2 separate regions of the Homo sapiens genome follow, and region 2 is linked to region 1. A link is a loop called in an ENCODE intact Hi-C map of the cell type or tissue named here. Cell type or tissue: MCF 10A. All regions are shown on one strand. Each heading gives the region's core, and the rest is flanking DNA. Links, peaks and the distances in the headings are about the cores only. Region 1 holds the start of LOC105375509 (a long non-coding RNA gene). Region 2 overlaps ZC3HC1 (zinc finger C3HC-type containing 1).

Region 1 (16,563 bases), core at 4,690-9,689:
ACTTTATATTTTTACTTATAATGACAACCACCAGTTCTTTTCACTTAAGTTAGGTTGAGAAATTTTATTTAGTGGCAGCTGAAGGGCAATTTTCAATTGGGAAAATTCATTTACATCTGTGGTCAACTTTCTTTTGATGAAAAGTTGCACTAGTATTTTACCACCAGATAAAAAAAAAGATGAGCATTGTTTAAAAATTAATGTATTTAAAATAAAGTACAGAGAAAAACATGTCTATAATTATCAGGCTTTGTTTTGAATGGAATCTTTTCCCCCAGTCCTTAATGTAAAGACCCTGTGCTATAACTTTTAAAGCCATACAAATAAGAGTGCTAAACTGTGGACTTAAAAGTAGGTGTATAAATATTTTTAATCAATATTACTTAGAAAATAAAATCTAACAAACACATTTTAAAAAATAGAGTAAGAAACTTCACAAGATGATCTCAAGGTAAGAAACATACTATTGGTTTCACATGTCAGCTTTTAAGAGATTTGTTACAGACTGAAAGGGGAGTGAGTGGTTGCAGCAGACACTGTGACCAGCTTTCAAATAATGATCGTGCCTTGAGTCATTTCTGAGAAATGGGTAAACAAATTCTTTCACTTTTACTGCTGGATTATGTTGCTCAAACTCATCTGCTTTGTACCCATTTGAAAGCTCCATCACACATTATTTTGGAAATGGTCATCCTGAGTCAGACTGAGTAATCCCAGTTAATGAGTTTGGTTTCCCTCTCATCTGGTTTTTACTCAATCTTCTGTATTTATCCCATTTTTTTTTCTTTCCTCAGAGATGCCAGACCACATCATCCTAAACACTAACGAGCAAGAAGGAAATTTCCATGTTAGCGGAGGGACCCCACTAAGGTTAGGGTGCCGTACAATGTGTTGTCCAAACCAAGACATGTTAGAGAATGAAAGGGGGACCATTTTAATAATTATGCTGGGGCAGTAAGTATAAACTGAATACCCTAACTAAAGAAATAAACAAAAAACATATGTAAAGGTGGTCAACTTCATTAGTTATCAAAGCAACAACAAAATGAGACCATCATACACCCACCAGATTGGCAAAAATTAAAAAGTACAACAGGCCGGGCGCAGTGGCTCACGCCTGTAATCCCAGCATTTTGGGAGGCCGAGGTGGGCAGATCACGAGGTCAGGAGATTGAGACCATCCTGGCTAACACGGTGAAACCCTGTCTCTACTAAAAATACAAAAAAAAAAAAATTAGCTGGGCGAGTTGGCAGATGCCTGTAGTCCCAGCTACTCGGGAGGTTGAGGCAGGAGAATGGCGTGAACCCGGGAGGTGGAGCTTGCAGTGAGCTGAGATCGCGCCACTACACTCCAGCCTGGGCGACAGAGCAAGACTCCGTCTCAAAACAAAAAAAAAATGTACAACAATACCAAGCACTGGTAAACATATGGAGCAGCTGGAACTCACAGTGTTGGGAGCGCATTTTAAATCATTTTTGAAAACAATGTCACATGATCTAGCAGAGACGAACATGCATGCATCCTACGATTCAGCAACTTCACACCCATGAGACAGGTACTAGGATATTTACAGAAGCATTGTTTCCAAAAGCCTAAAACTGAAAACAACACAAATATACCTTAACATTAACATTGATACATGTATTATTTATCAAAAATAACTGACTGATTACTTGATTGAGTGGGTCTCACTATATTGCCTAGGCTGGTCTTGAACTCCTGGGCTCAAGCAATCCTCCCGCCTCAGTCTCCTGAGTAGCTGGGATTACAGGTGCATGCCTGGCAAAATAGATACATTAAAAAATAGCTACATTCATCTATATAGATAAACCTTATAAACACTGCATTCATTCAAAGAAACAAATTAAAATACTGACACTTATATAAGTCCAAAATAGCTCAAACTGAACAAAAAAATACATGCTTTGGTGGTAAAACTGTAACTAAAAGCATTGCTCTTATTAACCCCAAAGTTAGGATGGTGGTGAGCTCCTTGACAGAGGGAAGGGCACATTAAGGAGAGGCTTCTAAGACCTTGGAATTATTTTATTTATTAACCTGGATGATGGTTACATAGAATTTATCTCTCATGTAGAAAAACATTGTATAAACAGAATAATATAAGAAGTGTGATGGAGGCCCCAGAGCAGTGGTTCACGCCTGTAATCCCAACACTTTGGGAAGCCAAGGTGGGCGGATCACTTGAGCCCAGGAGTTCAAGACCAGCCTGACCACCATGGCAAAACCCTGTCTCTACAGAAAATACAAAAATTAGCTGGGTGTGGTGGCATGCGCCTGTAGTCCCAGCTACCTGGGAGGCTGAGACATGAGAATTGCTTGAACCCAGGAGTTCCAAGCTGCAGTGAGCCGAGATCACGCCACTGCACCCCAGTCTGGGCAACAGAGTGAGACCCTTTCTCAAAAAAAAATTTTTTTTTAAGTGTAAAATCTGTGATAGCCATTAGAGCTGGTTATCTTCTGGGCAGCTATATGATTATTTCTTGTGGCCCTCTGTGGCTGGGTAGGGCCATGTAACTAGTCTGGCCAATAACTTGCGATCAGAGGTGATGTGTGTTAGCTGGGCACGGTGGCTCATGCCTATAATCCCAGCACTTTGGGAGGCCAAGGCAGGTGGATCATTTGAGGCTAAGAGTTGGAGACCAGTCTGGCCAACAAGGCAAAACCCCCTCTCTACTAAAAATACAAAAATTAGCCAGGTGTGGTGGCGGGCACCAATAATCCCAGTTACACAGGAGGCTGAGGCAGGAGAATCGCTTGAGCCCAGGAGGAGGTTGCAGTGAGCCGAGATCGCACCACTGCACTCCAGCCTGGGCGACAGAGACAAAAAAAAAAAAGAAAGAAAAGAAAAGAAATGATGCATGTCATTTCCAAGCCAAGCATTTGGTTGCCTTTGCTGCGCCCTCCAGAGCCTTCTTTTCCCCTGACATGGTGACTGGCATTGTTCCAGATAGCAGCTGTTCCCTCAGCCCACAGTGAGGACAGCATGGATTGGGGTCCTCAGCCAACCTGCAACCTGCAATGTACAGTGAGCAAGAAGTAAACCTTTGTTGTTTTAAGCCACTGCAATCTGTTACCACAGCATTACCCTGCCTTTCCTGATGATAAGGAGAATGTCAGGAAGAGGTGGGTTCAGGGAAGGCAGGCAACATTTAAGATGAGACTTGGTTAAAGAAAAAAGGAGTTAATCACGGGAAGAGTTGAAGAAAGAGTATTTCCGACAGAAGAAACTGCTGAATACTAAGACCCTGCAGTGGGAATGAATTTTGAGGGACAAAAAGAATGCCAGTGAAGAGAGTAGTAAGAAAAGAAGAGAAAAATAAAACATGTGATCAGAGAGGTTGGCAGGGACCACAGCAAGTACACACTGTAGACTGTGGTGAAGAATCTGGAGTTTACTCCTAGGCAGCCACTGGTGGGTTCAGTTCAGAGGATGATGTGATACAGATCACATTTTAAAGGTGGGTAATTCTTGCTTGGAGGATGTGTTGGGGAGGCCAAGCATGGAACCATGGAGCCCACTTAGAAAGCGGGTACTGGTGAGAGATGATGGTGCCTTGAACTTCAGTGGTAGCAGGCAAAAAATAAGTAAAATTTGGGGAATGTGTTTTGCAGGTGCACCTGGCAGAAGGCAATTGAGGGATCACAGGTGACCCTTATGTCTCTCAGTTGAGCTACTATTTGATGAGGCTGTTTACTGAAATGGGGGCAAATGAGAACAGGCTTGCAGAGAGGGAAGGAAGTTAATTTTTGCTGTCTTAGCTTTCAAATCCATTTGACATCCACGTGCATATGTTAGATGAACTACTAGAGAGGCAACCCCATTTCTCAAGGGAATGCCCAGAGCTAAAAATGTCTACATTTGGGAGTCACTAGCATATAAGTGATATTTAAGTCGAGGGACCAGATTAGATCATCTAGAGAGGGAATTTATTTATTTATTTATTTATTTATTTATTTTTCTTGAGAGGGAGTTTCGCTCTGTCACCCAGGCTGGAGTGCAGTGGCGCGATCTTGGCTCACTGCAACCGCTGCCTCCCAGGTTTAAATGATTCTCCTGCCTCAGCCTCCCAAGTAGCTGGGACTACAGGCATGCGCCACCACACCCAGCTAATTTTTGTATTTTTAGTAGAAACGGGGTTTTGCCATGTTGGCCAGGCTGGTCTCAAACTCCTGACCTCAGGTGATCCACCCGCCTCGGCCTCCCAAAGTGCTGGGATTACAGGCATGAGCCACCACACCCGGTCTAGACAGGGAATTTAAATAGAAAAAAAGATGTGGAAATAGGTGAAAAGACAGACAAACGTGTGGTCACTAGAGCCAAAGGAAAAACATATTTTGAGTGCTTTTGAGAGGTCGAGTGAGACGTGAGTATTGACAGTATTTTAACATGGAGGCTATCAGTAGCTTTGACCAGAAAAGCTTTAATGGAGTTAGGGAGGGGAAAGCCAGATTGAGGAAGTTGAAGAGAGAATGGAGGAGAATGAAGAAAAAAGAAAAGAAAAGAAGAGAGAGAGAGAGAAAGAAAGAAAAAAGAAAGAAAGAGAATTTCCATAAGTTTTACTCTGATAGGGAACAAAAAGTGAGATGGAGCCTGGGCGGAGTCCTGTGGGAAGGGCAGATTTTTCTTCTCTTAAGATGGGAGATACTTGGGTGTGTTTATTTGCTGATGCTGTTGAGTAGGCAGGAGTGAACTGAAGACAAAGGAGATTAATAGATTAATTCACAAGGGAAGAAATGGGTCTGATCCAGAGGAGAGATCCTTCAACCAAGGATGGCAAAGGCAGGCAGATGTTGGTCTTACTGATGAAACTACAAAGGATTGCTCTTTAATTGTGGCTATTTTTACTGAGTTATGAACAAAATAAATGGAATAATATTTGATGAATATTAAATAAAAACTGAATAAAGACCTGAAACTGCATATTGAAAGGATGCCCATGAAGCAAATAATGGAAGGCCCTATATGTTTCTTGGTTAATATTAAATTTTAAGAGCAAAGAATAAATTCTATCAGCATGTAAACAGAAAATAAAGTTTACAAACAAAGGAAAAAGTCAGGCTGCATTTTGGTCCAGCCATGATGGAATAGTTTATATCAAGATTATAAATGTCCTACAGAAAACAACTGTAAAAGATATACCATATACATTAAAAAACTGTTTTAAATTTTTGGAGAGCATGTAACTAAGACAGGATTTGAGGAACTGTGATACCTGAGACCAGTGAGGCCAACCTCATGTTTACTGCCTTTTTCCTTGAAGGCACTTGCTATTTCACAGCAAAGCAACGGAACAGGGGTCCAACAGAAACAGCAGATGGAATTTAGGAAATATCTGTTTCATAATTCAAAAATGATACAATTGTATAAGCAGAAAATTAAAAAGAATCAACAGATGGACGATTAGAAATAATGAATTAGCAAGGACATGGGACACAAGACTTATAATAAAAAGTCAATATTTTTTACAGTGAGGCTCAAAGGACTTTGTTGAAGGCTATACTCTAAAATACTAAGGCATTAAATGCATATTTTAAATTTGCCCTTTAAGTTTTGGGGTGGTTGAGAAATTCAGTAAAAAATATTTCCAAATAACATGCAGAAGTTGTTTTTAAGCTTAAAAGCTCATATTTTAGCTACACCCACACAGATGATGTAGAAAACAGCTGAATTTCGGTGTATCTGAATGGTCCAGATTATGTTCCTTCTGAAAGAGACAGTTTTACGTACGATCATTTTTCATATGAAGCATATAAAAAGACACCCAGAAACTACCACGTATTTACCACATAGACAATGTCCATCTTTATCTGTAATTCAAAACCATGTAATTCCTTTTATGCAACAGACTGCAGTGTGTGAGAAGTATGTCAAGAGAAGAGTAAAAAAACAACCAGGAGCTGGGCGCAGTGGCTCATGCCTGTAATCTCAGCACTTTGGGAGGCCAAGGCGGGCGGATCACGAGGTCAGGAGATCGAGACCACCCTGGTTAACACGGTGAAACCCCGTCTCTACTAAAAATACAAAAAATGAGCTGGGCGTGGTGGCGGGCACCTGTAGTCCCAGCTACTCAGGAGGCTGAGGCAGGAGAATGGCGTAAACCTGGGAGGCGGAGCTTGCAGTGAGCCGAGATCGCGCCACTGCACTCCAGCCTGGGCGACAAAGCGAGACTCTGTCTCAACAACAACAAAAAAACAACCAGGAGTACATTCATTAAAAAAAAACTCAGCTGAGTGCGGTGGCTCAGGCCTGTAATCCCAGCACTTTGGGAGGATGAGGCAGCCAGATCACCTGTGGTCAGGAGTTTGAGACCAGCCTGACCAAAATGGTGAAATCCCCTCTCTACTAAAAATACAAAAATTAGCCAGGCGTGGTAGCACACGCCTATAGTCCCAGCTACTCGGGAGGCTGAGGAAGGAGAATCGCTTGAATCCAGGAAGCGGAGATTGCAGTCCGTCGAGATTGTGCCACTGTACTCCAGCCTGGGTGACAGAGCGAGACTCTGTCTCAAAATAAATTAATTAACTAAATAAAAGAAATTTAAAAAATTTTAAGTCAATGCTATTTTTATACACTAACAACAACAAAAAAATTAGACCACGGAATTTGTAAAAACCAGGTTGGCCTTACATTCTGTCACAATATGTGATGTCAGAAAATAAGAGAACATTGCCTAACAAGTTTTTTTCCTTTAAAATTATGCTATTTATTTGACATGATATATAAACTCAAAGCATTTTATCAAGTTACTTCCTGCTCCCCCATAAATAGAATAACTCTGGTTAATTTGGTCAGCCCAAATACAGTTTAACAAGTTTTGAGGGGAAATGTTTGTCATCTGTGTAAGGTTGTGCTGGTTTTCATGGTGAAATTGTGGTGTTCCTTCATTGTGGCTATTTTCCAGTAAAAATTATGATGTTGTATTTCAGCTACCTGTAAGAAGAATCAAGATAAAGAATTCATGAATGATAAAAACACTTTGAAAAGACTGGTGGTAAGTATCAAATGATTCAAAAACAAGTAATTTTAAGATACCTTTAAGTGTACTTACAAAACATACCTTTTGGGCATGTGTACAAAATATAATTTTTAGAGTAACAAATGTACAAAAATAACAGGTAGGGCATAACAAAGTCGGAGGGTAGAAGATAATTTTATCAAATATAATTCTGTGTTTCATTCATTAGGCATTAATTACTGACAAGTTTATTTTTAGCTTTTTATTGAAATATAATACGCACATATAAAGTGTAGAGCTCATTGAATTTTCACAAAATGAATACGCGTACTTGAAAAAACCGCAGAGATCAAGAAACAAAAAACATGATTCACATCTGAGGAAGATAAATATATTTTTGAAAATTAAAAGTTCCACTAGAACAAAATTAAAAAAAAAAATACCCCACCAAAACTGTAACATTAATGAAACTGCAATTCTCTTAAGTCAACAGCAGAGGGTGCCCTTGAACTGTGAAATATAGTCTGCCAACTAAAATCTTTACCCTTGCCAGATATTGCTGGTCCAGGAAAAAGATGGGACATTTCCAGATGAATGGGAAAGGGTAGACAACATCCAAATGAAGTCTCTGTATAAAGGGAATGTAAAATAAAAATCAAACACCTCAACTAATAAAAATTCCCTTTCACAAAATGAAGAAGAAACTGATGGACGCTACCAACCTGAATGTAACATTTTTTACCATTTGCAGATCTGAAAGAAACACCTAGAATGATACATTAAAAAACCCAGAACAGGAACAGACAAAACAAAACAAAAAAAAAACAGCAAACAAAACCCCAGGAAGAAATAAAATGAGAGTCTTGCAGTAATAGTGGAAGAGCTGCTTTGGGCCAATTCTCTTGCAAATAATGACCATCATTCCATTCCAAATATAAAAACGAACTACTTGATGGCCCTGGAGAACAACCAAAAGGAAGCAGAAAGGGAGAGAGGATTGGCACTTGGCAGAAGATAAGAATAGCACTGTGTAAACTTTCCATGTTAATGGCTTTTAGCCTGAGCGCAGGCAGCCCACAGTTCTCCTCAGAGAGTTTACTAAATCTTGGGTAGAAACCCACAGCCTTAGAAGCTTAAGGAATCAAAAGACAGGGTTTGAGGCAACCATGATGGATATAAAGATGGAGGCAGTTACGTGTTGAATGGTGTCCCCCCAACATTCATATGCTGAAGTCCCAACCTGCAGCACCTCAGGATGTGACCTTACTTGGAAATAAGGTCATGCAGATATAGTTAGTTGAGACGAGACCATACTGGGCTAGAGTGGTCCCTAATCCAATATGACTAATGTCCTTTGGGGAAACCTGGACACAGACATGCACACAGTGAGAATGACATGTGAAGACTGGAAGGTGACTGCAAGAACACATGTTCAAATGTTTCTAAACATCAAAACAAAATGTTTAAAGAGCAACGAAAACAGACTAAAGAGACATATTAAGTAAAACAAAACAAAGTAAATATAACATTAAAATAGCTATTGAACCAAACCTGTCACTCATTTCAATACATGTAAATAGAAACCCATGTATTACAAGGAAAAGACCTGCAGGTTGACCCACAAAGCAAAACCCAACTCTATGCTGCATTTAGGAGATATACCTAAACCAAAGTGATTCAGAATGGCTGGTAAAAGTCAAGAGATGTAAAAGTATAGGGCAGACAAACAAAATAGTAAGAAAACAGAGACTGTGCTAATGATACCAGAAAATGTTGAATTTGGACAAAAAGTGAGACAACAAAATATTTGATAATACCAAGAGCCACAATTCACAAAGATCACATATCAGTTATGAATATATATGACACAAATAACACAGCACCTACCTTTATATATCAGAAAGTTAAAGATATATAGGGAGAAATATACAAAACTACACTAAAATTAGGAGACCTACATTTCAGTCCAACATAAGACACAGGTCAAGTGGACAAAAAATAAGGTGCTTTTGCTTTTCTGCCTTAGGGGCTTCTGAAATCCACTGAAACTTGCTATTATGGATTGAATGTCTGTGTCCCCGCAATATTCATATGTTGAAGCCCTAACCCCCAGCGCGATGGTATTTACAGATGGAATCTTTCAGAAGTAATTAGGTTTAGATGAGGTCACAAGGGTGGAACTTTCATGATAGAATTAGCGCTCTTACAAGAAGAGACACTAAAGAGCTTGCTTGCTCTCTCTTTGGAGTGTGAGGACACATTAGCTCTCAGCAGGCAAAAGAAAGAGTCAACAATTTTGTAGTTATATTTATAAAGATTATGTAGACTGAAGAACAGAGAGAAAAAAAATGAAGAAAAATAAACAGAGCCTCGTGGAAATGTGAGACATCATTAATCACATCAACATATGCATGAGAAGGAGAGGAGAGAGAGAAAGGAGGAGAAATAATGGCTGAAAACTTCCCAAGTTTGGTGAAAAACATTAATCAATACATCCAAGAAGCTCAGTAAACTTTAAGTAAAATAAACACAAATGTTGGAGACCTAGATTGACAGCAACAAGATGGAGGGATAGGGGTTTCCAGTACTTGTTCCCTCACAGAAACATCAATTTGTAATAACTATCCATGCATAAAAATAACTTCACAACAGCTAGGAATTCAGATGAAGGATTAGAGTACCTGCGTGGAGCACAGATCTAAGAAAAGATACACTGAACAGGGCAGGACAGTGTTACATTACCCATGACAGCCTTCCCCAAGCACAGGCAGTGCAGTCTAGAAAGAGATACCCTTGATGTGGAGGAAAAACAGGGAAATGAGCACCCATATTTGCTGCAGACCCTAGCACCAGGACCATCCCAGTGAGCACTGGTGGCAGACCAGTCCCTATGGTCCCAGCTCCAGGCCTACCCTCGTGATAGGCTGGAGCCCATGACCCTGCACTGCAGGTGAGCACTTTCCCTAGCGCCAGACCAACCCCCATGACCCCACACTCCAGATCAGACTCACTGGACCCAGGCTTCAACCCCACTCTCTACTTGCTGACACCCACAGTCTCAGGCTCAAAGCCTACCTCAATGCCAGGCTGGGCCCCAGTGGAACCAGGTCTCAAGCCAGCCCCCACACAGGCAACAGGCCTGCCCTTGCAGACCCAGGATCCAGGCCTGTACACATAGACCCTGGCTCCAGACCTCCTCCTGCAAACTCAGGCACCAGGCCTGCCCATGCAGATCTAATACGTAGGTGTGCCTCAGTGGACTGAGGTACCAGGCTCACCCACCCACTGGTCCAGGCATCATGAAAGCTCTACTAAGGGCTCCAGCAGCAAGCCCACCCACAGACCCCGCTATAAGATCTGCCCAGAATCTCTTGGTGGGCTGAATGTTAAAGTGCTTTACCTGCTGAAGCCAGTCTGTAAAGACTCAAAGAGATGCCTACTTCTTCAAATGTGCAAACACTAACTCAGGCCACAAGAATCACAAATAATCAGGGGCACATGACACCACCAAAGGGACAAAATTAAGCACTAGTAATGACCCTAAAGAAATGGAGATCTACAATCAGAATAATTGGGGTATCCAATGGAGGCTGGGAAGGGTAGTGGGAAAGAGGGGGATAAGCAGGGAATGGTTTATAAATCATTTTATGGGCATAAAAACACAGTTAAATAGAATGAATAAGATCTAATGTTTGGTAGCACAGTAGAGTGACAATAGTTAACAATAATTTATTGTATGTTTCAAAGTAACTAAAAGAGTAGAATTGGAATGTTCCTTAAACAAAGAAATGATAAATGCTTGAGGTGATGGATACCCCAATTATTCTGACTTAATCATTCTACATTGTATGCTTATATCAAAATATCACATATACCCCATAAATATGTACAACTAGTATGTATATATAATAATTTAAGATAAGAAGACTTTAAATAAATAATGACAGAAAACTCCCAAATCTGGAGAGGTATATGAACATCAAGATCCATGAAGCTCAAAGAACCTCAAATAGATGAAATATAAAGAGATCTTCACCAAGACAAATTATAGTCAAATTGTCAAGTGAAAAACAAAACTTGGAAAGCAACAGAAAAGCAACTCATCACATACAAAGGAGCCACCATAAGATTAACAGCAGACTTCTCAACAGAAGCCTTGCAGGCCGAGAGAGTGGGATAATATATTCAAAGTGCTAAAGGGAGGAAAAGCCCCTTCAACCAAAAAGACTATACCCAGCAAAGCTGTCCTTTACAAATGAAGGAGAGATTAAGACTTTGCCAGACAAACAAAAGCTGGGGTTGTTCATCAACCTAGACCTGCAGTATAAGAAATACTAAATGTAGCTCTTCAAGTTGAGATGAAAGGATGCTAAAATAATGACGTGAGAACATATGAAAGTATAAAACTCACTGTAAAAGTAAGAATATAGTCAAATTCAGAATATTCTAATACTGTAATGGTGGTATGTAAGTCACTTTTAACTCTAGTATATACATTTAGAAACAAAAGTATTACAAATAACTATAGTTTCAATAATATATTAATGAATACATAATGAAACACAATATATAAAAGATGTAAACTGCGACATCAGTAACAAAATGGGGGGAAGGAAATTTTAAAGTGTAGAGTTCTTGAATGTGGTTGAACTGAAGTCATTATCAGATTAAAATACACTGATAAAACTATAAAATATCTTATATAAGCCTCAAAGGAACCACAGAGAAAATACCTGTAGCAGATACACAAAAGACAAAGAGAAAGTAATTAAATCACATCTCATGCCACTACAAAAAATTATCAAATGATAAAGGAAGATAGTAAGAAAGAAAGGAATGAAGGAACTACAAAATAGCAAATAATTAATAAAACAGCAATAGTAAGTCCTTATCTATCAGTGATTACTTTAAATATAAATGGACTCCAATCAAAAATATAATGGCTTCCTAGATTTAAAAACAAAAAGCAAAAGCGACCCAACAATATGCTGCCTACAAGAGACTCACTTTAGCTTTAAGGACACATACAGATTGAAAGTAAAGGAATGGAAAAACATATTCCATGCAAAGTGGTAACCAAATAAGAGCAGCAGTGGTGGTTATACCTATATCAGACAAGATAGATTTTAAGTCAAAAATTGTCACGCGAGACAAAGAAAGTCACTACATAATGATAAACAGAAACATTCGTCAAAAGGATGTAATAATTATAAATATATTTGCACCCAACGTTGGAACACCTAAATATATAAAACAAATATAAACAGAATTATAGGGAGAAATAGATAGCAATATAATAATAGTAGGGTACTTCAATATCCCACATTCAACAATGGATAGATCGTCCAGACAAAAAACCAATAATGAAACAGTATACTTGAATAACAAGTATAAACCAAATGGGCATGATAGACATATACAGAATATCTATTCAACAGCAGCAGAATACACATTCTTTTCAAGCTCACAAGGAACATACTCCAGGATAGATCATATCGTAGGCCACAAAACAAGTCTTCACAAATTTAGGAAGACTGAAATCATAGCAAGCATCTTTTCCAACCACAATGATGTGAAGCTAGAAACCAATAATACAAGAAAAATGAAATTCTACAAATACGTGGAAATTAAATAACACACTCCTAAACAATGGGTCAAATAATAAATCAAAAAGGAAATTTTTTAAATCTTGAAACAAATTAAAATGAAAATACAACATACTAAAATGTAGGGGATGTAACAAAAGCAGTTTTAGTAAGAGAGTTTATAGTGATAGCACCTACATGAATAAAAAACATGTCAAATAAACAACCTAACTTTACAGTGCAAAGAACTAGAAAAAGAAGAGCAAACTAAGCCCACAGTTAGCAGAATGAAAGAAATAATAAAAATCAAAGGAGAAATAAATGAAATAGACACTAGAAAAATGACAAAAAATATCAAAGAAATAGTTTAAAAAATATAAAAAAATTGATAAACTTTAGCTAAATTAACCAAAAAAAAGAAAAATTCAAAGTTATAAATAGAAGACATTACAATTGATACCACAGAAAAACAAAGGATCATAAGAGACAACTATAAACAGTTAAATGTCAACAAATTGGACAACCTAGAAAAAAATAAACTACTATGAATATATAACCTATCAACCATGAATCATGAAGAGAAAATCTGAAAAGACAAATAATAAATAAAGATACTGAATAACTAATGAAATGTCTCACATCAAAAAAAAAAAAAAAAAAAAAAAAAGCCCAGGACCTGATGGCTTCATGACTGAATTCTTCCAAACATTTAAAGAAAAATTAACCAGTCCTTTCAAAACTCTTCTTAAAAATGGAAACAAGGCCAGTATTACCCTGATACCAAAGCCATATAAGGACACTAACAGAAAAGAAAACTGCAGGCCAATATCCCTGATGAACATAAATGCAAAACTCCTCAACAAAATAATAGCAAGTTGAATCCAACAGCACATTAAAAAGATTATATGCCATGATCAAGTGGGTTTTATCCCTGGAATGCAAGGATGGTTCAACATAGGCAAATCAATAAATGTGATATACCACATTAACAGAATGAAAGGCAAAGATCATATGATCATCTCAATAGATGCAGAAAAAAAGCCATTGACAAAATTCAATATCCTGTAATAATAAAAATTCTCAACAAATTAGGTATAGAAGGAATATACCTCAACACAATAAAGGCCACATAAGACAAGCCCATTGCTAATATCATACTCACTGGTGAAAACTTCTCTAAAATAAAAAATAAGACAAGGATGCTCATTCTTGCCACTTCTATTAAGTACTGGAAGTCCTAGCCAGAGCAATCAGGCAAGAAAAAGAAAAGGCATCCAAATTGAAAAGGAAGAATTAAAATTGTCTCTTTGCAGATAACATGATGTTATATGTAGAAAACCCTAAAAACTCCACCAAAAAAACAGAATGAATGAATTTAGCAAAGCTGTAGGATACAAATTAAATATACAAAAATAAGTATCATTTCTGTAGAGAAACAAACTATCCAAAAAAGAAATTCAGAAAAGAATCCCATTTACAATAGATCAAAATAAAATACTTAGGAATGAATTTAACCAAGGATGTGAAAGACCTGTACATTAAACACTATAAACATTGATGTAAACCATTGAGTAAAACATTGATGAAAGAAATTTGTGAAGACACAAATAAATGAAAAGATATTCATGAATTGGAAGAAATGATAATGTTAAAATGTCTATACTATTCAAAACAATCTACAGATTCAATGCTTTCAAAGTTTTATAGCATTTTTTATAGAAACAGAAAAAAAATCCTAGTATTTGCATGAAACCACAAAACACCCTGAACAGTCAAAGCAATCTTGAGCAAGGACAAAACTGGAGGTATCCATCCTCCATCTAAAACTGGAGGTAATCATTTCACAATAAGTTTTTATATGTACAACCATCAAATTGTATACTACAAACACATATAATTTTTATTTGTCAATTATGCTGTAGGGGAAAATAAGAGGTAAGAGTAAATTAATCCTTTACTTTCCCCCACAGCAGAATTTAAAATAAAAGATAATTAATTTATGTATTTATTGAAAAAAACCACAAATACTGAGATCTGAAGATAAAGAGAACCATCTGAAAGTGACAAGAAAAAAATAATTACTTACCAAAGAACCCCAATAAGATTAATACCTGACTAATCGGAAACAATGGAGGCAGTAGATGGCATATAACATGAGTTAAAAGAAGAAAATCGGATTGAAGGATGAGACAGATCATCCAACAATAATGTATGGAAACCTCAGTGCCCCACTTTCAATAATGGATAGGACAACTAGGCAGAAAATTTTTTACAAAAGGAGAAGATGACTTCAACAGCAATACAAACCATCTAGACCTAGTAGACATTTACAGAACATCCCACCTAATAAAAATATAATAAAATGTGGAAACTACTGCTTCCAGAGTAACAAGAAAAAAAAAAACAGATAAAACAAAAAAACTCTCACACTTATCCCCAAAGCCATCGAGAAGTAGATACAAATAGGCATAATAAACTAAACAGCAGAGTATAGCAAGCCCTTTACATATGAGTAAAGAGTTGTGGACATTTTTATATATAGAGGCCAATGTCTACTCTGGGCATAGGTGAGTAGAGAAGTGGCCTAGCTATAGATAGAGAAATTTTTCAAAGAACAAAAAAAAAAATCCATTGAATACTTAATAATAGCATGGGCTGGCAAGACGAATTGGAATTTGGAAGAGCTCTAATGCAAACATAAATTATTTAGTCCAACAATTCCCTCTCCACTCTAAGAATTTGCTGCAAAAGTGACAAAGGGGTATCCTGAAGTATCAGTGGGCATGAGGCTAGAAACTAGAGAAAGTTTGTGCAGTCTTGAGTGTTCTGATTCTAAAGCCTAATTGTAGTTGAATCCAAAAGTCATCCAAACCAACTCATGTGGCAACTAATCTCCTTCCAGTTAAATTCTGACAGTATCAAAGGGATGAACCACTTAGTGGCAACAATGCAGGAAGCTGGGGTTAATACTGTAGCCCAATTCCAGTCTTCACATCTTAGTTGGCACTGGACAAACAACCCATTATCCCATAAACCTGAATGGAAGGAAGGATTTGAAAGTTCTGTGAAAACAAAACACAAAATATTATACAGCAGTATCCACTATCATTTATACACAATTTTTGCCTTACGGTAAAATATTGAGACATGGGAAGATGCAAAAAAAATCTGATACATAAGAGAAAGAAATCATCAATAGGAGACCCACAAGATGACCTAGACAGAGGAATTAGCAGACTTATGACTTTAAAACAACTACTATAAATATAGTTAGGAATTTACAAGGAAAGAAAGAAGGAATAGGTGAAGACATGGGAAATACAATATATGAAATGAAAAATTCATTGTGTACCCTTAACATCATATTGGGCACCACAGAAAAAAAGATCAGTGAAATTTGAACACAGGTCATAAAATTTTTGCAAACTGAACCACAAAAAGAAAAAGCATCTGTTTTGTCATGTCTGGCTGAGGCAAAGGTGGAAAAGGACTGGGTAAGGAAGGAACTAAGTGTCACTGCAAGGTCCTACGTATGACAGCCTGCAAGGCATCTATCTGCAAGCCTCCTATCTGGCATCTTGCTTGGTGTGATGGTGTCAAGAGCATTTCTGGCCTCATCTATGAGGAGATCCAGGAGGTTTTGAAGGTGTTTCTGGAGAATGTGATCCAGGATGATGTCACACCAAGCATGCCAAGTGCAAGATGTAACAGCCATGGGCGTAGTCTATGTGTTTAAGTGGCAGGGGTGCACCCTTTATGGCTTTGGTGGCTAAGAATCAAGGTTGAGATTTTGAAAATAATTTTGAATTTTGCTGAAAATCAGATATGCTAAAAAAAGAAAAAACTTCTCAGTACCCAAGTGTCTACATATTTAATTATCTCTACAATTCTTATGTGGAATAAGAAATTTTTATTGATGCCCTTACTATATTTGAGATCATCTATGACAATCTCAGAGTAGAAGTGTTCAGCTATAGAGAATTCAATAAAGCTTCCCTTT
Region 2 (16,563 bases), core at 7,257-12,256, 790 kb after region 1:
GATCATTGGAGCCACCTTAAAAGCTGTTCACATCACCTTGCTTTGAGAGAAGTCTTTAGTAGCTCCAGCTGCTTTTTTTTCCTGCCAAGTTTGCACCCCTACCCGTGTGTGTGTGTGTGTGTGTGTGTGTGTGTGTGTGTGTGTAGACAAAGTCTTGCTATGTTGCCCAGGCAGGTCTCGAACTCCTGGCCTCAAGCAATTATGCTGCCACAGCCTCCCAGAGGGTTGGGAGTACAGGCCTGAGCCGCCAAACCTGGCCCCGAATTTCTGTCTTATAAACTATTAACAAGGTCTTGACCTAGGAATCAAAAATTAACAAAATCTCAGAATTTAAGACCATAAAATAAGCCAAATCACACACCTTTTTTTGATCAAGAAACTAATACTGGCTAGGCATGGTGGCTTACGCCTGTAATCCTAGCACTTTAGGAGGCCAAGGTGGGCGGATCACCTGAGGTCAGGAGTTTGAGAGCAACCTGGCCAATATGGTGAAACCCTGACGCTACTAAAAATACAAAATTAGGCCGGGCGTGGTGGCTTACACCTGTAATCCAAGCACTTTGGTTTGCTGAGGCAAGTGGATTACGAGGTCAAGAGTTTGAGACCAGCCTGGCCAACATGGTGAAACCCTGTCTCTACTAAAAATACAAAAATTAACCAGGCATGGTGGCACATGCTTGTAGTCCCAGTGACTCGGGAGGCTGAGGCAGGAGGATTGCTTGAACCTGGGAGGCGGAGGTTGCAGTGAGCCGAGATCATGCCACTGCACTCCAGCCTGGGCGACAGGAATGAGACTCCATCTCAAAAAGAAAAAAAAGAATGCACAGTTAGCTGGGTGTGGTGGCATGCGCCTGTAATCCCAGCTACTCAGGAGGCTGAGGCAGGAGAAATTGCTTGAACCTGGGAGGCAGAGGTTGCAGTGAGCCGAGACCATGCCACTGCACTGCAGCCTGGGTGGCAGAGAAGACTCCGTCTCAAAAAAAAACTTATACTGGAATATTACCCAAATGAAAAAGTAAGCACATACCAGCTATCACATTGCATGTTTCACGAAGAGACATTAAACGTTATGTCATAAGTTTATTTAGAAACATACCTAGTGTGCTATATGCCTGACTTCAAGAATTTGATCCATTGTTTTGTTTCCTTTTTTCCCTTCAACTTTTTTTTTTTTTTGAGATGGAGTCTCATTCTGTCATCTAGGCTGGAGTACAGTGGTGCCATCTTGGCTCACTGTAACCTCCACCTCCTGGGTTTAAGCAATTCTCCTGCCTCAGCCTCCCAAGTAGCTGAGATTACAGGCGCCCGCCACCATGCCTGGCTAATTTTTTGTATTTTAGTAGAGATGGGGTTTCACTGTGTTGCCCAGGCTGGTCTCAAACTTTTGAGCTCAGGCAATCCTCCTGCCTTGGCCTCCCAAAGTGCCAAGATTACAGGCATGAGCCACCATGCCTGGCCTTTTTTTCTTCAACTTTTATCTTCAGTTCCGGGGTACATGTGTAGGATGTGCGGGTTTGTTACATAGGTAAACGTGTGCCATGGTGGTTTACTGCACAGATCAATCCATTGCCTAGGTATTAAGCCCAGCATCTGTTAGCTATTCCTCCTGATGCTTTCCCTCCCCCAACTCCCACCTCCAACAGGCCCCAGTGTATGTCGTTCCCCTCATGTGTCCATGTGTTCTCATCATTCAGCTCCCACTTATAAGTGAGAACATGTGTTTGGTTTTCTGTTCCTGTGTTAGTTTGCTGAGGATAGTGGCTTCCAGCTTCATCCACATCCCTGCAAAGGACATGATCTCGTTCCTTTTATGGCTGCATAGTATCAAAGAGATTGTGAGCTCAAACATCCATCTTAAGCCGTTGATGTCTTTTTTTTTTTTTTTTTTTTTTGAGATGGAGTCTTACTCTGCCACCCAGGCTGGAGTGCACTGGTGTGATCTTGGCTTACTGCAACCTCTGCCTCCCGGGTTCAAGCGATTCTCCTGCCTCAGCCTCCCAAGTACCTGGGATTACAGGCTCCCACCACCATTCCTGGCTAGTTTTTGTATTTTTAGTTTCACCATGTTGGCCAGGCTGGTCTCAAACTCCTGAAATCAGGTGATCCACCCACCTCAGCCTCCCAAAGTGCTGGGATTACAGGCGTGAGCCACTGCACCTGGCCCAGTTGATGTCTTATAAAGGAAAGTGCAGCAAATGAGATCCAAAGTACAAGTCATCATAATTAGTAATTGCCACTTGTTTTCCACTGAAAATGGCAAATTCTTCTCTGGGCTGTCATTTTGTCTCCTATAGACCATAGAGGTTGTGAAGCTGAGGATACTCTACTCCAACATGGCCAACATGGTACTGATGGGTAGCTCTGTGAAAGGAGCAGAGACTGAAGGCGGAAGAAATGTGGTACCACACCACGTCTTCTGCTTTTCACTACTTTATTCCCTGTGTGCAAGGACAGAAAGACTTACATGGTAATTTTTTACAGTGATTCTTAAAAATTTTTAAATTACAGACTTACAGAAAGGTTGCAGAGATTACAAAGAACCTTTTTTCCCTGAGCTATTTGAAAGTAAGCCACCAAAGTGATGTCTTACTACTCCCAAATATTTCCTACAAACAAGGACTTTGTCCTACATAACCAGAATGCAACCATCAAAATCAGAAAATTGACATTGATAAATTACTACCCTCCAATCCTCAGACCCCAGTTTTTCCATCAGTTATACTAATAACATTCTTTATAGTTGAAGTATCCAGTTGAGAATCACACAGTACATTTAGTTGTCATGTTGCTTTATTCTCCTTTAATCTGGAACATTTCCTCAGTTTTTTCTTGAATTTCATGATCTTGATACTTTTGAAGATTACAGAACAGTTATGTTGTAGAGTGTATGTCAATGACATTTGTTTGATGTTTCTTTGTGATTAGATTCAGGTTATGCAGGAGTGTCGTGAAGCAATGCTGCATTCTCATTGCATCCTGTCAGGTGACACGTGATTTCTATTTATCCCTTTATGGTGATGATCACTTTGATCACTTGATTAAGGGAGTATCTGGCATTTCTATTGTAAAATAACTCTTTCCTCCTTTGTAAATAAAAAGTACTTTGTGGGGAAGTTCTTTGAAACTTTGTAAATATCCCAGTCCTTATCAAACTTTATGTAATTGATTTATTTGTAGTAACATGGACTCAATATTTTCTTTGTTATTCAATGGGTTATAATTCATTACTATCATTATATATTTTGATACTCCAGTTGTTCCTTATTTAGTCAGTGACATCCCCCTCAGGTTGGCTTCTGTGGCCTTTTGACATGTCCCATAACCCATGACCTCTTTATTGCTTTCAGGAACAAGTTGTTCTCGGCTTATCTTGTATTTTTCTTGCCCCATCCCTGGAATCAGCCAATTTTACAAGGATCCTTGGCTGTTTTTCAGTGGAGAATGTTATTTAAAAGCTAAGATCTGAACTGGGCATGGTGGCACACCTGTAATCCCAGCACTTTGGGAGGCCCAGGTGGGAGAATTGCCTGAGCCCAGGAGAGACCAGCCTGGGCAACATAGCAAGATCCTGTCTCTATATAAATGCATGAATGAATGCCAAGATCTGGGTGCAGGGAGAACTCATAGCTAGTGGGATGCCACTGTTCTCAGGCCCTCTCAGAGGAAAAAGCTAGAAAATATATATGTTTATGTACACACACACAGACACACACATTCACATGTATACACACATCTAAATTTACATCCATTTCTCTCTATATTTTAAAAAACGATGAGTTCCTGCTGACATCTCCAGTTGCAATTGTACATCACAGGATTCATTCTAGTTTTCTCCTTTTCCCTATTTTTCCCTCCCATATTCAACACTGTGAAACATAATTTGTTATCCTTAATATATTTACTACTTTGATCAATCCCCTATATGTGCTTAATCTCCCATTTCTGCCATGCTGCCATCCTTTCTTGCATGAATCTCTCGTCACCCCATTTAGGTCCTAGCACTCCACACTTGGCTGCCCGCAAGTGAATGCCTGTTACATACCACTTTGGTTCTGACACCCTGGGCTGAGCTGCCTCTTCGCAGCCTCCTGGCTCTGACATCTTCCTTGTTCACCGCCTAATGGCTTTAAGACTGAATTGCTCAGGAAAGGGAAGGTATTTTAACCATCCTTCTACCATTATTTCTTGCATTAAATCTTGATTTTGATAAAATATTTAGATCCATTTCCTTTTTGTTCATTGGCTATAAATTGATCAACATTTTGGATATGATGATTATTTATTTAACCATTACTTTTATTCTAGATAATCATGGCTCCTTTAATATTTGTATCTGAATTTTGTTTTCCAGTCTTCATTCTTCCTTTGCTGATGTTGGAATGTCTTTCAAATTCCTATATCCCTTTATAAAAATGTATAACTTTCCTGCATCTTCTTTCATATTTTATCCTTTTTTTTTTACTGTGCTTTGTGAAATAAGAGCTCTTCAGGTAGAATTTTTCTTTTGAGACAGAATCTTGCTGTGTTGCCCAGGCTGGAGTGCAGTGGTACCATCTCAGCTCACTGCAACCTCCGCCTCCCAAGTTCAAGCGAGTCTCCTGCCTCAGCCTCCCCAATAGCTGGGATTACAGGTACATACTACCACACCCAGCTGATTTTTGTATTTTTAGTAGAAATGGGGTTTCACCATGTTGGCCCAGGCTGGTCTCAAACTCCTGACCTCAAGTGATCCGCCCGTCTCAGCCTCCCAAAGTGCTGGGGCCACCGCACCCGGCCCACATAGATTATTAAAAACTGAAGCTGGGCGAGGTGGCTCATACCTGTAATCCCAGCACCATGGAAGGCCGAGGAGGGCCTCAGGCGTTCAAGGTCAGGCATTCGAGACCAGCCTGGCCAACATGGCAAAACCCCTTCTCTATTAAAATTACAAAAATTAGTGGGGCATGGTGGCGCACGCCTATAATCCCAGCTACTCGGGAGGCTGAGGCAGGAGAATCGGTTGAACCCAGGAGGCAGAGGTTGCAGTGAGCTGAGCTCGTGCCATTGCATTCCAGCCTGGGCAACAGAGCAAGACTCCATCTCAAAAAACAAAACAAAACAAACAAAAAAACTGAGCATTTAATATTAAGGAGTAATAAATGTTTTAGGATACCTTTCCAAATACATACTTACAGATGCTTTTAGCTGTGTAAAACACATTCTCACACATCCCCATTGATACTAGCAATCAAATTTTGGAGGGATAATTTTATTGCCTTTATTCTTTGGAAAGTAAAAATGGATGGGGTACAGTAGGAGAGCATAGGTGAATGGCAGAAAATATTTCTGTGTGTTTAACTTTGACTATCTCTTATTGTTTAGGCATATCCCAGTACTTTCACTGGTGCCTTTAAGTTCCTAGTATTTCAGATTCAGTGAAAATTAATGGATGCTATATTCTACCAGACAACCAATAATAAACTTTTTTTTTTTTTTTTTTTGAGACAGGGTCTCATTCTGTTGCCCAGGCTAGAGGGCAGTGGTGTGATCGTATCTTACTGTGGCCTTGATCTCCTGGGCTCAAGCCATCCTCCTCCCTCAGCCTCTCAATTAGCTGAGACTACAGGCATGCACCACCACATCCCGCTAATTTTTTGATTTTCAATAGAGATGAGGTGTCGCCGTGTTGCCCAGGCTGATCTTCAACTCCTGAGCTCAAGTGATCCTCCCGCTTCAGCCTCCCAATGTGCTGAGATTACAAGCATGTGCCACTGTGCTTGGCCAATAAACATTTTAAACACATAAAATACATAGTGCTTCTTCAAGAATAAGTTAATAACTTTTCCCCTCCACTTATTACTTAAATGACCTTCATCATTCTGTGAAGTATGGGCCTGTGCATTAAAAATAGTTTTTACCACTTTTCTCATTGCCTTTCTCCTTAATGTTTATTCCTATATACATTAAGAATGAGTTGGGCCGGGCACAGTGGCTCACGCCTGTAATTGCAGCACTTTGGGAGGCCGAGGTGGGTGGATCACGAGGTCACAAGTTCAGGACCAACCTGGCCAAGATGATGAAACCCTATCTCTATTAAAAATACAAAAATTAGCTGGGTGCAGTGGCAGATGCCTGTAATCCCAGCTACTCGGGAGGCTGAGGCAGGAGAATCACTTGAACCCGGGAAGTGGAGGTTGCAGAAACCGAGCCGAGACTGTGCCATTGTACTCCAGCCAGGGTGACAGAGCAAGACTCTGTCTTGAAAAAAAAAAAAAAAAAGAATGAGTTAAGATTGTAATTTATGACTTATTCATTTTAATATACTTGCAGTGTTCACCTGTGATTCCAGCACTTTGGGAGGCCAAGGTGGGCAGATCATCTGAGTTCAGGAGTTCAAGACCAGCCTGAGCAACATGGTGAAACCCCATCTCTACCAAAAAATACAAAAATTAGCTGGGTGTGGTGGCGTGCACCTGTGGTCCCAGCAACTTGGGAGGCTGAGGTGGGAGAATTGCTTGAACCTGAGAGGGTGAGGTTGTAGTGAGCTTAGATCGTGCCACTGCACTCCAGCCTGGGAGACAGAGTGAGAACTTTTCTCAAAAACAAAAAAAAAACAGTATGTGTATACACACACACACACACACACACATACACACACATATATATATATATTTGCTGTGTTGTTTTTCTTAACATGGATACTCTTTGAAATGGGCAGGTAAGCCCTTTGAGCTGTCTCCACTCGTCTGTGCAAAATATGGCTGGGTCACAGTGGAATGTGATATGCTCAAGTGCTCTAGCTGTCAAGCTTTTCTCTGTGCCAGTTTACAACCAGCTTTTGACTTTGACAGATGTAAGTATAAGGTACAAATTACATTTTTCTCCACACTCAAATATATACTATCCTGGTTTTCTGGGGGGGGAAAAAAGGTCATTTTAGTTTGATCAAAAAATGCGTACTTCAATCTTTTTTTTTAATCTTTTTTTTTTTTTTTGAGATGGGGTCTTGCTTGTTGCCCAGGCTGAGCAAGATGTAATAGTGCAATTACAACTCACCACAGCCTCAACCTCCTGGGCTCAAGCGATCCTTCCTCAGCCTCCCAAGTAGCTGGGACTACAGGCGCAGTGCCACTACACCTGGCTAATTTTTGTTTTTTTTTTGTAGAGGTGGGGTTTTACCAGGTTGCTCAGGCTAGTCTTGAACTCCTGAGCTCAAGTGATCCGCCCACCTTGGCCTCCTAAAGTGCAGAGATTACAGGGGTAAGCCATAGTGCCTGGCCAGTCTTTTTTTTTTTTTTTTTTTTTTGAGACGGAGTCTCGCTCTGTCCCCCAGGCTGGATGGAGTGCAGTGGTGCGATCTTGGCTCACTGTAAGCTCCGCCTCCTGGGTTCACACCATTCTCCTGCCTCAGCCTCCCAAGTAGCTGGGACTACAGGTGCCTGCTACCACGCCTGGCTAATTTTTTGTATTTTTAGTAGAGACGGGGTTTCACCGTGTTAGCCAGGATGGTCTTGATCTCCTGACCTTGTGATCCACCCGCCTCAGCCTCCCAAAGTGCTGGGATTACAGGCGTGAGCCACCGTGCCCGGCCTTTTTTTTTTTTTTTTTTTTTTTTTTTTTTAAACTAAGCTAGCTACTGCAGCATGGACTTGACTTAATGTAATCTAGGTAACAGCAGCATGTTTACTTTATTATTCCAAAATGTATACTTCTAGACGAAGAGTGACAAAGGACTTTTATGAAGTCTCACACTTTGGAATGCTCTGCTTTATAAGATACATGGGGGCCGGGCGCAGTGGCTCACGTGTGTAATCCCAGCATTTTGGGAGGCTGAAGTGGGTGGATCACATGAGGTTGGGAGTTTGAGACCAGCCTGACTAACATGGTGAAACCCCATTTCTACTAAAAATACAAAACACTACTCAGGTGGCTGAGGCAGGAGCATCGCTTGGGCCTGGGAGATGGAGGTTGCAATGAGCCGAGATTGCACCACTACACTCAAGCCTGGGCGACAGAGCAAGACTCTGTCTCAAAAAAATAAAAAATAAAAATAAGATACATGGTATCTCCTTTGTTGATCTTAGGATCTCAATTTAAAACCTGTTTTGTGAAAAATATTAAGATTATGTACTTGATAATATTTTCACATTTTAAAATTCTCTTATTTTTAGTTAAATCTCTGCTCTTAGAGGCCATTCATTGGATTTTGAATCTATATAGTGTTTTTTAAGGTGTTGCTGTTTATGTGGATTTCAGATAAGCAACGATGTGCTGAGCTGAAGAAAGCCTTGTGTACTGCCCATGAGAAGTTCTGTTTCTGGCCAGACAGCCCATCCCCAGGTACTTATTTTTGAGAATTCCTGTTCACCATTTTTCCTTCATCATTGCATTTCTAATATTGTCTGTTTGTGAAAACCTAGTCTTTGAACTTTCTTTTTCTCCTTTTCTTTTTTTTTTTTGAGATGGAGTTTCACTCTTGTTGCCCAGGCTGGAGTACAGTGGCGCGATCTTGGCTCACTGCAACCTTCGCCTCCCGCGTTCAAGCAATTCTCCTGCCTCAGCCTCCAGAGTTGCTAGGATTACAGGCGTGCGCCACCACGCCCAGCTAATTTTGTATTTTTAGTAGAGATGGGGTTTCACCATGTTGGTCAATCTGGTCTCGAACTCTTGACCTCAGATGATCCGCCCGTCTCGGCCTCCCAAAGTGCTGGGATTGGGATTACAGGGGTGATCCACTGTGCCCGGCCTCTTTTTCTCCTTTTCTATTTGCATTATTTCCAGAAAAACTTATATTCACTTGTGTTATTACTTACCTTCATGAAGTGCATTTGACATGCTTAAGGCTTTAGACATATATATGCATTATCCCATTTAATCCTTACAGGGGCCCTGGGAGGTAGATACTACCAACCCAGTTCTTTTGGTTTTTTTTTTTTTTTTTTTTGAGACAGAGCCTCGCTCTTTCACCCAGGCTGCAGTGAGGTGGCACGATCTCAACTCACTGCAGCCTCCACCTCCGAGGTTCAAGCGATTCTCCTGCCTCAGCCTCCCGAGTAGCTGGGATTACAGGTACACGCTGCCACACCCTGCTAATTTTTAAAATTTTTTGTAGAGATGGGGTTTCACCATGTTGGCTAGGCTGGTCTCAAACTCCTGACCTCAAGTGATCTGCCTGCCTTGGCCTCCCAAACTGCTGGGATTACAGGCATCAGCCACTGTGCCCGGCCATAACCCAGTTCATTTAGGTGAGGAAACTAAGAATCAGAGGTCTTAAAACCAACTAGAGAGAAGCTATAACTAAGTTTAATCTGATTTCAAACCCTCCGCTTTTCCCACCACACCAAGCAATGCCATGTTCTACCTAGGTTTCCTGTAGAGGGAGTACTAACAGCAATAATGGTGGAAGTTAAACAGGGTTCATTTGCTGAAGAAGACTCACAGGACCCCAAGTGAGAGTGATCACAAATCTGCAGTTTATTGCAGTAAAACAGTACACTATCACAGCAGCACTGAAGTAAGGGTGTCATTACAGCCACAGGCTGCCTGTCTGGGAAGGCCAGGTCCAACCTCCTATTTCCTGTCTATATAAGGGCCATGAGAGGACATACTCTCCCTTGAATCAGGAACTACTGATGTGTGCACAGAACACTTTGGAATAAGAGAGCCCAAAGTGTAATCTCAACTGGGTTTTTAAAAATATTTTGTTCTTTGGCCAGGCACAGTTGCTCCCAACCATAATCCTAACACTGGGAGGCCAAGACAGGAGGATTGCTTGAGTTTAGGAGTTTGAGACCAGCCTGAGCAATAAATATAGTAAGACCTCATCTCTATGAAAAATAAAAAATATTTTGTTGATCACATAGGCATATTCCTGCTGAGTAAACAGCTTCAACAGCAGAGCCCTCTGGTGGGGAATCTAAGAGCAAGTATAAAAAAATTCTTTAGACCCATAGTTAAAAAGCAACACTATTCATCTGTATATTTCATGCCTTGACCAGGAATCAGTGCCATGTAGGTATATTTTTTATTTCAGTAGGATGGCAGGCTAATTCCAGGGTCACTGATGGCTAAGAATATTCCATGATTTACCACTAAAAGGAGAAAATAGATTGAAAATAACCAGAGATTCCCCTCTACCTTTGATCAATGAAAGGGTGGTAGAAAAGGGATTATTAAATAAAATTGTTTAAGTGAAGATGATTGTATAATAAGGATTTCCTGCTGTTGAAATAGCTAGGATTTACTAGTTATTTACCTGTATTGTATAACAAAACTTGGTCCTATGAGGATTTGATTCCATCCTTGTCTAGTGCACTCAGTCCAAGTTTGTTTGTTTGTTTGTTTGTTTGTTTTCCTTGAGACGGAGTCTTGCTCTGTCGCCCAGGCTGGAGTGCTGCAATGGCTCAGTCTAGGCTCACTGCAACCTCTGCTTCCTGGGTTCAAGCAATTCTCCTGCCTCAGCCTCCCGAGTAGCTGGGACTACAGGCGCGTGCCACCACACCCAGCTAATTTTTGTATTTTTAGTAGAGACAGGGTTTCACCATGTTGGCCAGGCTGGTCTTGAACTCCTGACGTCAAGTGATCCGCCTGCCTTGGCCTCCAGAATTGCTGGGAGGCCTGTAGGCGTGAGCCCCCGCGCCTGGCCGTCCAAGTTTTTAAGGTCTGCCCAGGGCTCTATTGGTGGTTCCCAACTCTTGTCACCGTACATTTTGCTTTCCTGATCTCATTCATAACTTCAGCTACCACCTCGGAGACCTCTAATTCCTATCCAGACCTCTCTTTTGAGCTTGACTCATATTTTCATCTACCTTCTAAACATTTCCACTTAATATTATAGGTACCTGGAACTCAATGTGTATAAAACTGAACTCTTCATCTTATACCTAAAACTTTCTCCATCTTGGCAAATGGCACTGACGTCCCATCCAGTTGTCCTAGCCAGAAACCTGAAAGTCACTTTAGATGCTCTTCTCTATGGTCACCCACTTTGACCTATCCATTCTACCTCCTACATGGATCTTAGATATAACCTTTCAATTATATGATCCCTTGGTTTGGTTCTTTAACATTCAAAGGACATTTGTGTGGATAAAAGAACACTCAGTTATTTCACTTTATGCTTAAATTTATTAAGCAAAACTAATAATTTTGAAGGTAATTTTTTTCTAACATTTGCCAATAATTATAAGCTAAATTAAATTTCTTTAAACATTTTATTTTATTTTATTTTATTTTTTATTTTGAGATGGAGTCTCACTCTGTCACCCAGGCTAGAGTGCAGTGGCGCGATCTTGGCTCACTGCAACCTCCGCTTCTTGGGTTCAGGCAATTCTCCTGCCTCAGCCTTCCGAGTAGCTGGAATTACAGGTGCCCGCCACCATGCCTGGCTAATTTTTCCCTCCTGAGTTCAAGCGATTCTCCTGCCTCAGCCTCCCAAAGTGTTATTTTTAGTAGTGACGAGGTTTCACCATTTTGGCCAGGCTGTCTTGAACTTCTGTCCTCAGGTGATCCACCTGCCTCTGCCTCCCAAAGTGCTGGGATTACAGGCGTGAGCCACCACTCCCAGCCTTACCTTGACTTTTAAAGCCAACTTTGTTCTTTCTCCAACTTTTCCCTTGGATTGCAAATTCATGCAGAGTCAACAAGTGCACCAAAGAAAATCCCCTGAATTGCGGAAAAAAAAAAAAAAACAGGCATATTACTCTTCAGAAAAATCAAAGCTAGAATGTTTATCTATTAAAATATCTCTCCCACCTAGGCTCAGATCAAATGGCTTCACTGTTGTGGCTCAGAAAGGGGCAGACTCCTTCCTTCCAAATCACCCCATCACAGAACACCCATTGCTAAGTAGCAAGCCAGAGGGTTAGACTGGATGCCCCATAAGAGGAGACTTCAAAGTGTTGAGACCTTCAAGTGTAGCCTGTGGAGGAAAATCTTAATCTGTGGGTGACAAAATAAGTGCTTCAGGACCACTTGCTCCAAATCCACATTCTGCAATACAGTCCAAGAAAAAAGGCAAAGTGGCGAGGCGTGATGGCTCACACCTGTGATTCCAGCAGTCTGGAAGGCCAAGGCGGGAGGACCACAAGGTCAGGAGTTCGAGACCAGCCTAGCCAATGTGGTGAAACCCCATCTCTACTAAAAATACAAAAAAATTAGCCGGGCGTGGTGGCACATGCCTGTAATCCCAGCTACTAGGGGATGTTGAGGCAGGAGAATCGCTTGAACACTGCACCCCAGCCTGGGCGACACAGTGAGACTCCATTAAAAAAAAAAGTGCTGATATATTTGGGGAATGCTGAATAGTTTCACAGGGCTCACTGCAACCTCCGCCTCCCAGGTTCAGGTGCGAAACTACGAGATTTTTTGAAGAAGGAAGCCACTTCACTCGGCTGTTTTTTTTTTTTTTTTTTTGAGACAGTCTCACTCTGTTGCCCAGACTTGAGTGCAGTGGCTTGATCTCAGCTCACCACAAACTCTGCTTCCCAGGCTCAAGCGATTCTTCTGCCTCAGCACCCCCGAGTACCTGGGATTACAGGTGCATGCCGCTACCACCTGGCTAAGTTTTGTATTTTTAGTAGAGACGGGGTTTCACCATATTAGCCAGGCTGGTCTTGAACTGCTGACCTCAAATGATCCACTCTCCTCGGCCTCCCAAAGTGCTATGATTACAAGCGTGAACCACTGTGCCTGGCCTCTAGGCTGAATTTGAAAGACCAGCAACAGTGGGTAAAAGCAAAAGGCCAAAGGATGGTACATTTGGGGAATGCTGTAATAGTTTCACAGGGCTGGCTCACAGTGTCCCTGTGGGGAGAATAGAAGAGAAGACTAAAGTGTAGACAGTGGCCAAACCATGATTTTATTAAATGTATGTGATGAGAAGCTACGAGATTTTTTGAAGGAAGAGATGTTATAGATAACATGAACTAGGGTAGAGTACAAACTGCAAGGGGTAAGTCTTGAGGCAAAGAACTAAACTTAGAAGACATAAAAGGACTTAAAGTAATAACCCCAGCCAGGCATGGAGTCTCATGCCTGTAATCCCAGTGTTTTGCAGGGCCAAGGTGGGAGGATCACTTGCGGCCAGGAGTTTGGGACCAGGCTGGGCACCCTGTCTCTACAAAGAAAAAATTTTTTAAAATTAGCCAGATGTGGTGGCATACCCCTGTCATCCTAAGCTACTCGTGAGGTTGAAGCAGGAGGATCCCTTTAACCCAGGAATTCCAAGTTATAGTGAGCTATAATCATGTCACTGCCTTCCAGCCTGCATGACAGAGCAAGACCCTGTCTCTTTTTTTTTTTTTTTTTTTTTTTTTTTTGAGACGGAGTCTCGCTCTGTCGCCCAGGCTAGAGTGCAGTGGCAGGGTCTCGGCTCACTGCAAGCTCTGCCTCCCGGGTTCACGCCATTCTTCTGCCTCAGCCAACCCAGTAGCTGGGACTACAGGCGCCCGCCACCACACCCGGCTAATTTTTTGTATTTTTAGTAGAGACGGGGTTTCACCGTGTTAGCCAGGATAGTCTCAATCTCCTGACCTCGTGATACGCCCGCCTCGGCCTCCCAAAGTGCTGGGATTACAGGCTTGAGCCAAAATGCCCTGCCGACCCTGTCTCTTAAAAAAAAAAAAAAAGGAAATGAAAGAAAAACAGGATAGAATAATATGCGGCATTAAATTGGGAAAATAAATTATAAACTCAAGGTGTTAAAATAGAAACCTAGCAGTGATGGCTACATGGATGTGCACGTTAAAACTTATCAAACATGTGCAGTTTATGTCAATTAGACCTCAGTAAGGCTGTTTAAAAAAATATCTTTTCCAGTTTTGCTATTAGAAGGGGCCCAAATGTAGTAACAGCAGCACTTCTGCCCACAATTCTTTGCATTGTTAGCAACCAGATTTTGGTCCCTCATTTTAGTCTACTGTGATTAAAAGGATCAGGCTCTTTGGAGAGTTGCTGATTCCATGTCTTGGGGCAAGGACAATAAATCAACTTGGATCCAGAATATCCTGTTGTTGCTAGAAAGCAAGAATGCTTTCAAGAATGCTACAGACAGGCCAGGCGTGGTGGCTCACGCCTGTAATCCCAACACTTTGGGTGACCGAGGCAGGCAGATCACGAGGTCAGGAGTTTGAGACCATCCTGGCTAACACAGTGAAACCCCATCTCTATTGCAAATACAAAAAACAAGCCAGGCATGGTGGCACGTGCCTGTAGTCCCAGCTACTGGGGAGGCTAAGGCAGGAGAATTGCTTGAACCTGGGAGGCAGAGGTTGCAGTGAGCCGGGATCGTGTCACTGCACTCCAGCCTGGGCGACAGAGCAAGACTCCGTCTCAAAAAAAAAAAAAAAAAAAAAAAAAGAATGCTATAGAAATGCTACAGACAATGCTAAAAGAATAGAATAGCCAGCTTAAAGGAGATCCATTACCCCACTTGTGAATATCTGAAACTCAAATAAGAGAATAATCATTACAATTAAACTAAAATGCAGCCAGGGTAGTCCCAGCACTTTCGGAGGCTGAAGTGGGCAGATTGCTTGAGTCCAGGAATTCAAGACCAGCCTGGACAATATAGTAAAACCCCATCTCTACAAAAAATACAAAAAATTAGCTGGGCATGGTTACGCATACCTGTGTTCCCAGCTACTCGGGAAGCTGAGGTGGCAAGATCGCGTAAGCTTGGGAGGTTAAGGCTGTGGCGAGCCATGATTGCACCACTGCACTGCAGCAAAGGAAAAAGATGGTGTCTCTCTCTATTGCCCGGACTGACCTTGAACTCTTGGGCTCAAGTGATACTTCTGCCTCAGTATCCAGAGTAGCTGGGTTTACAAGTGCCACCTGGCTAATAATAATTAATTTTAAAAATTAATTTTAGTAAGCAGGAGAGCACTGATATATTTGTAAGTATTATTTCTTCTATCAGGTAGTCCATCCCTCCCTTCCTCCCTCCCTCCTTCCCCTCCTTCCCATCTTTCCCTTCCTTCCCTTCTTTCTTTTCCTTCCCTTCCTTTCCTTCCCTCCCCTCCCTCCCTTCCCTCCTTCCCTTCCCCCCTTCCCCTCTTACTGTCCCTCCCTCCCTCCCTCCTTCCCTTCCTTCCTTCCTTCCTTCCTTCCTTCCTTCCTTCCTTCCTTCCTTCCATTTCTTCTATCAAGTACACGTTTCTCTCTCCTCTCTCTCTCTCTCCCAGGCTACAGTGCAGTGGCACAATCATAGCTCACTGCAGCTTTGAATTCCTGGGCTTAAGCAATCCTCCTGCCTCAGCCTCCTGAGTAACTATGACTACAGGCGTATGCCACCACATCCAGCTAATTTTTTTTTTTTTGGTAGAGATGGGGTCTCACTATATTGCCCAGGCTGATCTCAAACTCCTGGCTTCAAGTGATCCTCCTACCTCAGCCTCCCAAAATGTTAGGATTACAGTCATGAGCAACTGTACCTGGCCTCAAATTCATGTTTCTTGTCTCAATCTGTGTAGGATGTCTTCAGTGGGGATGGTGGAGGAAGGGCATCTGAAAATCTTCTATGAGAGCAAAAAGAACACTTACAAAAATTATCAAAATCAACTTACTTTTTTTTTTTTTTTAGAGGGAATCTTGTTCTGTTGCCCAGGCTGGAGTGCAATGGCGTGGTCTCGGCTCACTGCAACCTCCACCTCCCAGGTTCAAGCAATTCTCCTGCCTCAGCCTCCCGAGTAGCTAGGATTACAGGCACCCACCACCATGCCTGGCTAATTTTTGTATTTTTAGTAGAGACAGTGTTTCACCATGTTGGCCAGGCTGGTCTTGAACTGCTGACCTCGTGATCCGCCCACCTCGGCCTCCCAAAGTGTTGGGATTACAGGCGTGAGCCACTGTGCCCGGCCTCAAAATCAACTTTCACAGGACGATTGGACAGAGATTTCTTTAAATGCCTGAACAAATAAGTCCCCCAGTCTTGCCAAGGAGCTCTGTGTGTGGTGGGGGGAGCACACCTTCAGTAGTCAAGCAGGCAGTTTGCAGTTCTGTGTTAGCCTTCACTTCCTGCTTGTGCAGAACCTCAGCATCAGCCAGAGATGAGAGAGCTTAGGGCCTTTTCAGGTCTTTGCTGGGCATGTGTATAGCTCTATACCTGCACATGTCCTTCTAGATTCCAGGGAATATGTCAGAGCCTTTCAAGCCTGCCTATGGACATTTCATTTCCCAGCTTTTAAGGTTTTTGGTCAGCTTGTTACTTGCTCCAACTCATACTGCTGCCTCAAAGCAACTGTGATGTTAAACAGTTGCCAATGATCATTTTTGAAAACCTGTCTGGGGAAAAGGGTGTTCTCACTGCGACAGTATAATGTTCTAGGCAACTGCCACACAGATCAAATAATGGTGGTTCTCTGGAATGGGGCTTTGGAGGAGCTCCACCTCTTTTCTGTGCTCTCCGGTGACTGCTAAGCTACTGGTTTTCACCATGATTGTGGGGATGTTGGTTTTCTGTTTTTTTTTTTTTTTTTTGAGATGGAGTTTTGCTCTGTTGCCCAGGCTGGAGTGCAATGGCGCAATCTCAGCTCACCAAACCTCCGCCTCCCGGGTTCAAGCGATTCTGCCTCAGCCTCCCGA

What was found. Hi-C counts contacts between places; a loop is a spot of excess contacts. Peaks named below come from ENCODE experiments on the same cell type or tissue, not always from the same donor. Only the 100,000 strongest peaks of a DNase experiment are listed, where the experiment ranks them.
Region 2: a loop joins it to region 1, with 12 times the contacts of the local background. A loop is called at or near these places in 2 of 110 quality-filtered maps.

What each region holds. Positions count from the first base shown.
Region 1 is chr7:130,822,972-130,839,534 of GRCh38, reverse strand. All of the region lies in intron 3 of LOC105375508 (a long non-coding RNA gene), which reads right to left. LOC105375509 (a long non-coding RNA gene) reads left to right here and starts at 6,797. Exons shown (of 3, transcript XR_007060528.1): 1 at 6,797-6,867; 2 at 6,950-7,014. It also overlaps the pseudogene LOC347674 and the pseudogene H4P1. In MCF 10A, for the core only: a CTCF peak has its summit at 7,489 (motif pointing right); a DNase peak (open chromatin) is centred at 7,494.
Region 2 is chr7:130,031,220-130,047,782 of GRCh38, reverse strand. ZC3HC1 (zinc finger C3HC-type containing 1) reads left to right here. Exons shown (of 10, transcript NM_016478.5): 3 at 6,682-6,832; 4 at 8,236-8,319. Among named protein-coding and RNA genes, the nearest start is that of ZC3HC1, 12 kb to the left of the region's middle. In MCF 10A, for the core only: a CTCF peak has its summit at 9,876 (motif pointing left); no DNase peak of the experiment used is centred there.